2 separate regions of the Mus musculus genome follow, and region 1 is linked to region 2. Evidence: chromatin loops called from intact Hi-C (ENCODE). Cell type or tissue: left cerebral cortex. All regions are shown on one strand. Each heading gives the region's core, and the rest is flanking DNA. Links, peaks and the distances in the headings are about the cores only. Region 1 has its middle 130 kb from the start of A26c2. Region 2 has its middle 130 kb from the start of Chrna7.

The links. Peaks named below come from ENCODE experiments on the same cell type or tissue, not always from the same donor. Only the 100,000 strongest peaks of a DNase experiment are listed, where the experiment ranks them.
Region 1: a loop joins it to region 2, with 2.4 times the contacts of the local background. A loop is called at or near these places in 2 of 42 quality-filtered maps.

The regions. Positions count from the first base shown.
Region 1 is chr7:62,946,142-62,951,527 of GRCm38, reverse strand. No RefSeq gene overlaps it. Among named protein-coding and RNA genes, the nearest start is that of A26c2, 130 kb to the right of the region's middle. In left cerebral cortex, for the core only: no CTCF peak of the experiment used is centred there; a DNase peak (open chromatin) is centred at 2,510.
Region 2 is chr7:63,083,957-63,089,342 of GRCm38, reverse strand. No RefSeq gene overlaps it. Among named protein-coding and RNA genes, the nearest start is that of Chrna7, 130 kb to the left of the region's middle. In left cerebral cortex, for the core only: no CTCF peak of the experiment used is centred there; a DNase peak (open chromatin) is centred at 3,238.

The DNA of each region.
Region 1 (5,386 bases), core at 300-5,299, 140 kb after region 2:
CATATTACATAGATATTTTAATAGAGAAACTAACATTTCAAAGATTGTGAATGTGAAAACCATGAGGAAAACATTACATCTAAATTTGTACTCATTTTCCAGTTAAAAGACTAACTCAATATAAACCCTAACAATAAAAGCAGCATGACAGAGAGGCAGTCACTGAGCAGCGCTCCACAGTTGAGAAAGTATTTCTACTGGTGCAAGGTATCTAGAACCTCATGACTACTCTTTACTCAATCAAAGAGCCAGCAGACATGCTTCATCCGTGGTGAGAACAGAACTAAAACTTGAAATCTGCAACATTTTCTTCCTCGGTTTGGTTTAAAGATCCTACTCATTGTCATAACTCACTGTTACCTAATGTCACATTTCTGTAACTGTTTTGCCACATGTTGTACGCAATACAATTCATGTGATAAAAGTGAGTTTTGTTTGTTTTATTTTTGTTTTGTCAGTATTAGAAAAAGGTGCACGCACTCTTACAACCTGAGTAGCTAACATTCAGTGCTAAAACACCCAATTTATATCAGACTCAATTTATAAATTTTACAAATCACTTTTTATAAAATTGACAGCTCTTCATTAGAGACGCCTTGACAATCTACCTTTGTAACACAACATGTGAATTTGACAGCTTTGAAGAAAGAAAAGTGTTCTGGTAAAAGTGCCATTTGTTGAATGCTTAATTTGACCCAGATGACTTTTTAAAAAGCTAATAGCTTTTATTGTCAGACTTTGTGAGCCAACACACACTGTTTTCACATAGCAGTCCATAAGGGATAAGGTAAATTTGATTTTTCTCTGTGAGTGGACTTATTGGTCCCAGTCTTTATAACTTTTTCATATAAAAATAAAAGTTCAAATCCACATTCTTTTACCCTGGTCATAAATGCTGACTTATTTACAGGAGTTGTATTTGGTACACCATTATGAACTTGGGAAGAAATAGTGTTTAAGTTTTACTAAAGCCTCAGCATTTCATGTCAAGGTCTTTTAGAGGTTTGCTGAAGTGTTATGCTATGCAGTTTGGGAATGCTTTTATTAAGTGCTTTTCATTTTTCCTTGCATTGCCTTTGAATAGATAGTATAATATTTTCAGATTACACAGAAGCAAGCCAGAAAATTGGATTAACTTGCTTTTGGCCACACACACTGTAAACATTAGATGTCAGTTTAAGCTCCGCAAGACTAGGATGATTAATGTCATGTAGTCACATTATAAAACTAAGAACTTTATTCACCAACTTTCAACTGTTTGCAAAGTTGACTTTTCTTGTCTCCATAATTGAAAAAAAAAACCTTACCATGTGTGATTTACTTGTATCATTATTAGCCATATTTATTGATACACACACACACACACACACACACACATCCTATATATGACAGTGTTTTGAATTTTGATGCTGTGTTGTTCTACTCCTAATGTGCCTGAGCATGGACTTACAATAATATGGAGCAATTTATAAGATATATAGAATTTCATATGGACAAAACTGGCTGTCAGACTCCTCAAATGAAGGAGGTATTTTATGTTTATTATCAAATGCAAACTACAAGGGTTTGATGCTTTAGATAAATGTTATTTATATTTTCTATTTCAAGAAGGTCATATTCCTGTTTTGTGTCAGAACTGCTAGTTTGAATGATAATCTTCCTTACTGATTATTTGAGATGCTCCCTTCTTCTCTGTAATCAGTCTGGGGTGTGATATGATTTCACTTTGGGGTTGAAGAATGGTAGTAAAGGAATTATCTCTCATGGTTACTCTATCACAGCTCACAACATCTCCACCTAAAATCACGGCTTACTCCAGAAATAAGGAAGATAGAAAATGTATCAGCCCTCATTGTTATTCTACTGCAGCTCACAACATCTTCCTAAAGAATGATAGTTTACTCCAGAAGATATATATCCAACTTGCCACTTTGGATCTTTTCTGCAGTGACTTATATTCATAATGATAAATGAATATCGTTTATGAAAGACCATGATGCTCAGAAATTTCATCTCATCATACTCATATTTATTTTAACAGCAGCTGAGTGGAGTTGAGTCATACAACTCTAAGAAGTTGCTGTGCATAAGAAATTAAGACTGTAATACACTTTTACTCTTTCATTTATTTGGACATGCTTTGGTTAAATCTACTGAGGACAATATGAAGTGAGAACCCCGTGAAACTGTTAGGAAATTGGGAATAGAGACAGAAAAAGATGACATTACAAATGACAAGTGTTTCTACTAAACCTAACTCACTTTGCATGTTCACTTTGAAGATAGAGGATACAGAATAGCAAGCTTAGAAAGCCAGGGGTTTTCAAAGACCTTGGGATATTGTAGAATAGATAAATGGCCATTCTACAAAACAAAAACAGATGGTTCTAAGAAAGCTTCATAAGGATTGAAGTAATGTGAGACTTGAGGAGACAAGAGCTGTTAGAAATCTTTGGAAAGTGTCTATGTAAGAAGTTAATTCAACTTAAACCAGCAAGTGACAATGGAGGAGGGAAATGAGTCACAATTTCCTACTGAATAGTAGTAGTATGATAAAGTTACAAGAAGACTACTTTGATAAATGTCTCAGAATTAGGCACTTTCACTGATGCTGCTATCATTACTGGCTCAGTGTTAGCAGAAGCCCCCTTGAATTCAGGATGTTATTGCTGCAAAATGGGTAAGATATGAAGTGAGATGGAGGAATGCCTTTAGTAAGTTTCTTCTTGAAACTCAAAGCCCTTTATGTAATGGCCCAGATACTGACAGCATCAACATTAGGGGAGCTCTTTCTTTAACAGGCCTCATTCCTCCTCAAGATCACAACCAAGTTGAAGCTGATCTAGCCACTCTGGGATTTCAGGAAAATATTGAGTATGGGCTGCCTGAAATTAGAGAACCTATGCTTCTAAAAAACTATAATTTTGAGAGCATGGACCCATGATATCTGGACTATTAGTAAGAAAACTTCAGCAACAGAAATAAACTCAGGCCATCCATTCTATATACCCAGTACTCGAGACGTCCATCAAGCCCATGGTCTCCATAATAACTTCAGCCACTAAAGAAACTAGAGTGGATAATAAAACTCCTGGCCATCCCATGAAGGGTTTTGTGTTCTCTCATTTTTATAAGCTGTAGCAGACAGAAATGACTCCTCACCTTAAGTAAATACATCAGGATTTCTTAGAGGTATCATTGGTAGAGCATCCTAAGCAGAAACACATTTTCAGCATATATTGATTTTATTATCAAAAGTTACATGATCTTTTCTGCACATCCATGCTGAGGAACAATTATATCTCTTCAATATTAGGTTAGGTAAATTGAAAGAAAGGGGCAATGGTTTCCATTCTCAAAAATATATTCATGTTACAGTCTCTAGGAACTTTGTGATATGAAGGACCAAAAAGAGTGCTATGGATTTTATAGTAGAATCAGGGCACAGTGTATTGCTGTGATGAGGGTGGCTACTTTGTAGCAAATGAGACCCTGTCCTGTTGATATTGGTTTGGTGATAAAGTCATTTATTCAACAAACAGTTGTTAAATGTCTCATGAGTATCATTGAGGGTCCTGTAGATAGTGAATAATTAATACATATAATGAAGTTCAAATAGCAAATAAAAATAAATAGAAAAAAGCTTATCTTGTGAGGTTTTCATATTACATAATGAACAAATTTGAAGGGAAAACACTTGCAAGAATCCATGTGAAACAGTCAGCTATTGGATGGAACACAGGGTCCCCAATGGAGGAGCTAGAGAAAGTATCCAAGGAGCTAAAGGGATCTGCAACCCTATAGGTGGAACAACAATACGAACCAACCAGTACCCCGGAGCTCTTGACTCTAGCTGCATATGTATCAAAAGATGGCCTAGTTGGCCATCACTAGAAAGAGAGGCCCATTGGTCATGCAAACTTTATATGCCTCAGTACAGGGGAACGCCAGGGCCAAGAAGTGGGAGTGAATAGGTAGGGGAGTGGGGGGGGGGTATGGGGGACTTTTGGGATAGCACTGGAAATGTAAATGAAGAAAATACCTAATTAAAAGAAGTTATTTTAGAAAAAGAATCCATGTGAAAAATGATAAGTTTTGAATTAAATATCTAGTAAAGAAAAACAAAACAGAAGTCATGTGCTTTGATCCAGAATAAAGAGAAATATGCCTTAAAGATATTGTAGCAGTCAGTGTTACCCACCCTGGTTCACAGATGTAAAGGAATTTTTGTTCTGTGAATTTTTGTTCCAAAGGAGAGCTCTAGGGTACCCTGATCAAGCTGGGTTATCTGGTGAAATTTCCCCATGTTTAACTGTCAGGTGACCCAGAGGCCACTTAGGCTATGGTTTAATCATCTCTCTGTTCTGCACTCTATTAAACATGCTGAATTTGCAGATGTACAGAACAGAAAATCATGAAGGCTTAATGTAAATTTTCAAAGGCAATGCTGGGAGGCTAAACTGGTTGGCAGGGTCAGAAACCTTGACAGGGCAAAGTAGAAATCCATGACAATGAAGATAGAAAAGTCAGGAATGTGAAATGGTTGCTGAGGAATGCTGTGGACAGCAGGGCTGCAGCAAAACTAGAGAGTAGCCACACAGAGCACATCGGAAATATTACAGAAAGCCATAAATGCACACTGTGCTGTTTCATCTTGAATATTTGTGGCTTTCTTTGTGGTGTCTAGAAGACATCATAACTGAGCTTAGCTTTGCAATTTTGAATAATACTGGAACAGTCAAGGCTTTGTGCACTCTTGGAACATTATTAAATGTGCTTTACATTGTGAGAAAGAAATATAAATTAAATCTAAAGTGGTCACTGGTAAGAAAACAATATATATTAGATTATATGGCTCCATTCATTTGCCTATGAATCTCATGAAGTTGTTGTTTTTAAGAGCTAAACAGTACTCCATTGTGTAAATGTACCACATTTTCTGTATTCATCCCTCTGTTGAGAGGCATCTGGGTTCTTTCCAGCTTCTGGCTATTATAAATAAGGCTGCTATGAACACAGTGGAACACGTGTCCTTGTTGTATGTTGGGGCATCTTGTGGGTATATGCCTAGGAGTGGTATAGCTGGGTCCCTGAGGTAGTATTATGTCCAATTTTCTGAGGAACTGCCAGAATGATTTCCAGAGTGGTTGCAAAAGCCTGCAATCCTACTAGCAATGGAGGAGTGTTCCTCTTTCTCTAAATCTTCACCAGCATCTGCTGTCACCTGAGTTTTTTTTTTTTTTTTTTCTCAGCCATTCTGACTGATGTGAGGCAGAATCTCAGGGTTGTTTTGATTTGCATTTCCCTGATGATTAAGGATGTTGAACATTTCATTAGGTGCTTCTTGGCCATTCCAGATTCCTCAGTTGAGAATTCTTTGTTTTGC
Region 2 (5,386 bases), core at 271-5,270:
AGTGTGATGGTTTGTATATCCTTGGACCAGGGAGTGGCACCATCTGAAGGTGTGGCCTTGTTGGAATAGGTGTGACCTGGTTGGAATGGGTGTGTCACTGTGGGTGAGGGTATAAGATCCTCACCCTAGTTGCCTGGAAGTCAGTCTTCCACTAGCAGCCTTTGGATGAAGACATAGAACTCTCAGCTCCTCCTGTGCCATGCCTGCCTGGATACTGCCATGATCTCACCTTGATGATAATGGACTGAACCTCTGAACCTGTAAGCCAGCCCCAATTAAATGTTGTTTTTTTATAAGACTTGCCTTGGTCATGGTGTCTGTTCACAGCAGTAAAACCCTAACTAAGACACCCAGCAACACAGCAGTTTAGCAACACAGTCCACTGAAGAGCACCGACTGGCTAAAAGTTGCCCATGATTGCCCAGCACCAAAAGAATGCATTGCTGAGGGAATCACCAGCCTGAGATACAAACAAAATTTAAAATTCAAAGTAGGTATTTTGCTTAATGTAATTCTGTTTGTACCAGTACAGATTTTTCAAGAGGCCAGGGGTTTGAAGGAATATGCAGGGTGGGGTAGGGTCACACTGAGGATATGACTATCAGCTTTCAGCCCACACCATTCACCTGTCTTTCCTGCATTTTGACTGTTCAGTAGAGCTTAATATACTTCTAAATCTCTCATGAAAATATTAGCAGTCTAGTTCGAGTCCTGTCAGCAATAGCAGTGGCATGACCTAGCTGTAACAACTAGGCCTCAGCCTCAGCACAAGTCAGCAGGAGGGATCAGGAGGAATGCCAGGAAAAGTCCTTAGCTGTGTCTTTCTCAGCAAAACGAAGATCACCGAAGATCAGCAAAGATGTGAGGCCAGCAAGTGTAATCCAGCTAGTTCTTTAAGTAAGCCAAGCTCAGCCTCCTTTACTGTCAGTCCAGTTCTGTTTATATCCCTCTAAACATCACATATCCTCTATGGGTCTTGCTTCAGCATATGTCTCATCTTAGCACATGTGCCTGTCTCAGCTGACATCCCTCTGTCTATCAGTCCTAGTCCACAGAAGCAGGGGGAAAAAAGCTGTAGTACATCACCAGAAGTTTTTTTGGTTTGTTTTTCTCTATGGAGTTCCAACAAATGTAAACCAGCTATGCAATGTAAGGTGGACCAATACACATGTACCATTAGTAAAGAATCTCTCATCATGTGTCCTTTCAAGTATTTGTTTTAGTAGAAATACTTTCTCTTGTGTCTGCTTTAGTGAAACTTTCTTTTACAAATCTGTCTTAGCCTTTCACCTCTGTTCACTTCAAAAGAAGGAGGAGGAGGAGGAAGAGGAGGAGGAGGAGGAGGAGGAGGAGGAAGAGGAGGAGGAGGAGGAGGAAGAGGAGGAGGAAACACTCTTTTACTTGTTTGCCCTAATAAAACACCATCTAACACAATTGAGTTTTTAAAGAACCCTTAAGTTTCTACTTTAGTATAGCTTGAGGCTTTATCCCTTCACACATTACAGCCATGACCTCTGTTCCAATCACACCTTCATAAGGCCCTTGAGTATATATCCCGAAAAGTACATAGCAGTAGTAAACACTTTCTGATAAATGCCACAGTCAAGATTTGCACCTCCATACTCCTTTATCCCCACCCCATCTCTCTTTCTTTCATCTTAATCTTTCTTACCCGTCCATGGAAAGAGGCAATTCAATCTTTTGACATAGATTTAGATTTTGCAAAATACGCAGAAGCCTTTAGAGCCTCACTGATGGTTATCTGTCTCTAAACTTTAAAAGAAAAGTTTTACTGAGCAACAAAACTTAAAACATCTACCACATTTCCTTTGTGCTTGCTAACAGGAGCCTGATATGGCTGTCTTCTGAGAGGCTCTTCCAGAGCCTGACAAATACAGAGGCGGATGCTCACAGCTAACCATTAGACTAAGCTCGGGATCCCCAATAGAGAAGTTAGAGAAAGGACTGGAGGAGCTGAGGGGGTTTGTATCCCCATAGAAAGAACAACAATATCAACCAACCAGACTCCCTAGAGCTCCCAGGGACTAAACCACCAACCAAAGAATACACATAGAGGGACCAATGACTCCTGCTGCTTATGTAGCAGAGGATGGCATTGTCTGGCTCCGATGGGAAGACAGGCCCTTGGTCCTGTGAAGGCTCCATTCCACAGTGTAGGGAAATGTTAGGGCAGTGGGGTGGGAGTGGGTGGATGGGTGGATGAGTACCCTCATAGAAGCAGGGGGAGGGGATGTTATAGAGGGGTTCCAGAGGGGAAACTGGGAAAGGGGATAATATTTGAAATGTAAATACATAAAATATCCAATAAAACTGTTCTAACACAGAGTTGAGACCTGGGTTCTTAGGGTTTAACCTAAAAGAGAATTAGTGAAAGAGCCATTTTTTTTTAAAGTGTAAATTTTCACACATCAACCACAAAGATTTGCACTCAGGAGGCAATGGACTATTGAAGAAGCCAAAGGTTTTCGCCCCTGTTTGGGAACAGGGGGGAGACATGTGTTGTTGCCAGGACATGCTGATGGTATGGTAGTGGGAAGCAGGACTTTTCCTGAGCTTCTTCAAGATTCTTCTGTGTGTCTAGAAATACATGGACAGGACAGGGGAAGCCATGATCAATGGCCTGAGATCAACCCACAACTCAAATGGAGTGTTCACAGTTTTGTGCCTTATTAGAAACACAGCCTGAGCTCCCAAATGGTCACTTAGAACACTGTGGACCCTGTGATGAGCTGAATCATTTCCCCACAAATTCATATGCTGAAGTTCCAAACCCAGTCCTCCAGGTAAACTTTCTTGAAGATAGGGACTTTAAAGAATTAATAAGTTAAAACTGGGCATGAGTAGTAGGGAGTCGGTCTAATCCAATTTGCTTGGTGTCCTTAAAAGAAGAGGTAAGGACAGAAGAACTGAGAGCAAAGGTCACATATGAGGTCACAGAGAGGCCACCAAGGAGAGAAGTCTCTGGAAAGGCCATCTCTGATAGCATGCTGATCTTAGCCTCCAGTCGGAACTATGGGAAAATAAATCCCTGTTGTTAAAACCACCCAGTCTTGGTATACTTTCTTATAGCATTTGTAGGAAGCCAGAACAAAAGCATCTGCTGCCCCTTTTGTCAGGCACACAGCCACAAAAACTGTTCCTTAGCTAGAGCTGCTATAATGAGCCTTTTCTGGGGCAGAGAGTACAAAACATGGAAGCCAGCAATCACAGATCTCTGTTGGTGGCTCATCCAAAACCAGACAAGGTTTGAGACCAGCACTAGTAGCATTGTAGTTTCGCACAACAGTTGTGTGTGAGCCGGGATTATAATAAAGGTCCTGCTGCTGCTTCTGTTTACTCCACAAATATTTTCGTCTTTATTTCTTTGAAAATCGAGGGGAATGGTGGGAGGTATCCTAACTTGGGCTCTGTGGGATGGAAGGAAGTGTAAAAATAATCTGCCTGGCTTAGATTTGCTCTTCACATCTTTTTAGTCACTCATGTATATAATCTGGAGTAGCTGAAATTGAACATGTTTATGTGAAGTCATTTTGCTCTAACGTATCTAACTCTCTGATGCTATTGGTTTGGGGATACTGTTGGAGGCTCGGGCAAAGGGATCATCTGAGGACGGCATTGCAGTCATAACTCCTGAGGAATGCTTTATGCTTATGTTAAGGCTCCACACCCCACGTAGGCCACGATGAAGAAAGCTTATTGGAGACACTTCTCTGACTTTCGATCATTGTCTCTTTGTACACCTTTAGTACCTGTACTGCAGTACTTACAAATGATCACTGTAAGGAAATGGGGTCAACCTACCCAGTTCTGCTCCCACTTAGTGAGCTCTTGATCACCTTATCCAAACCTCTATTTCCCCACCTGTAAATAGAAAATGATGGATAGCACCTGTGAGACTCCAGAGCCTAGACTAGAATGGAACAAAGGGCACAGGAAAGGCAAACTGCTGGCTCGGGACATGATCTAGCCCCAAGCACGCCTACATGGCAGACACGAATGTCTTGTTTTTTTAAAGCCTTCAAAACATAGACTTCCTTTCTCCATTACAGCAAACTGTGCTTGCTGTGATAATGACATCCAGCAACACATTCTTGAGTGAAAAGGGGAAAGTTTCGAGAGATGTCATCAGTTGCCTGACGACAAATATCTGAAAAAAAAAAAATCCTTGGTGATGTTTTTCAGAATGCTAATGCTGGGAAATCATGCATCAAAAGTAAAGGAGTCTTGGCAATGACTTCGAGAAAGCTGGCAGGGTCATTAACTATCACACTTGATAGCGGAAACAATTCACCGAATGAGCATGTCTGAATGTCTGTGATGAGAGATAAGAAGAGGGAGAGATGTATCAGGTGGAGCTGAAAGTTGGGTGGAAAGTTCAATGAACTAGTGACAGAATATGCTGACAAATGAGAAGAGATGAGTGTGACAAGGTGGTAGGTGGCATGGGACAGAGGAGCAGAGGGGACCCAGTCAGGCAAGTCCACTGGAGGCAGCCACAAGCTACCTTACACTCTCATCAGTTACCCAGAGAGGAGTGGGCTGCCTCCTCGAGGAAGAACAGGAGTGCCATTGTAATTTCCTGGTGCTAAAAGCAGCAGGAAGTCTCTGAAAGCTCCAAGTGGGGCAGAAGTGTAACTCAGTTTGTCTTCAGAGTATTGACAATAATGGGATTCAGTTACACCCTCTCTTTCATACTAGAAGGTATTTGCTAAGCACCATGCTGGGAAGCTGAACAAGTATGCTATCAGAAGAACTCTGACTGCCTTTGTCAGGTCTCAGTGGGAGGGGATGCACCTAGCCCAGCAGAGACTTGATGTGCCAGGATGGGGGTGGGGATAACCAGGAGGGGCCTCCACCATCATAGAAGAGAGAGGGTTTGTGTGTGTGTGTGTGTGTGTGTGTGTGTGTGTGTGTGTGTGTGTGTGTGGAGGGGGAACAGTAGGAGGATGTGATCAGGATGCAAAGTGAATAAATAAATTAATTAATGAAAGGAGAGAGAGAGAGAGAGAGTTAGTTAGCTAGTTAGTTAGTTAGTTAGTTAGTTACATGCACCTGGATGTGTATGTCTGTGCAGAGAGCTGATGAGAGTATCTATCAAGTGTCTTCCTCTGTTACTTTCTGCCTTATTCTTTTGAGACAGAGTCTCATTGAACTGAAAGCTAGACTAGGTGGTAAACAAACTCCCAGGGTCTTCCTGTCTTGGACCGCCCCACCCCCACCCCCCATGTTGAAATTACAGGTATACACAGGTGCATGTTGCTGGTTTTTTTTTTTTTAATACAGCTGCTGGAGATTTGAGGACCTTTGTCCTCAAGCTTGTACAGCAAATATTCTTGCCCATCTCTCCAGCCCCAATTTGCCTTAA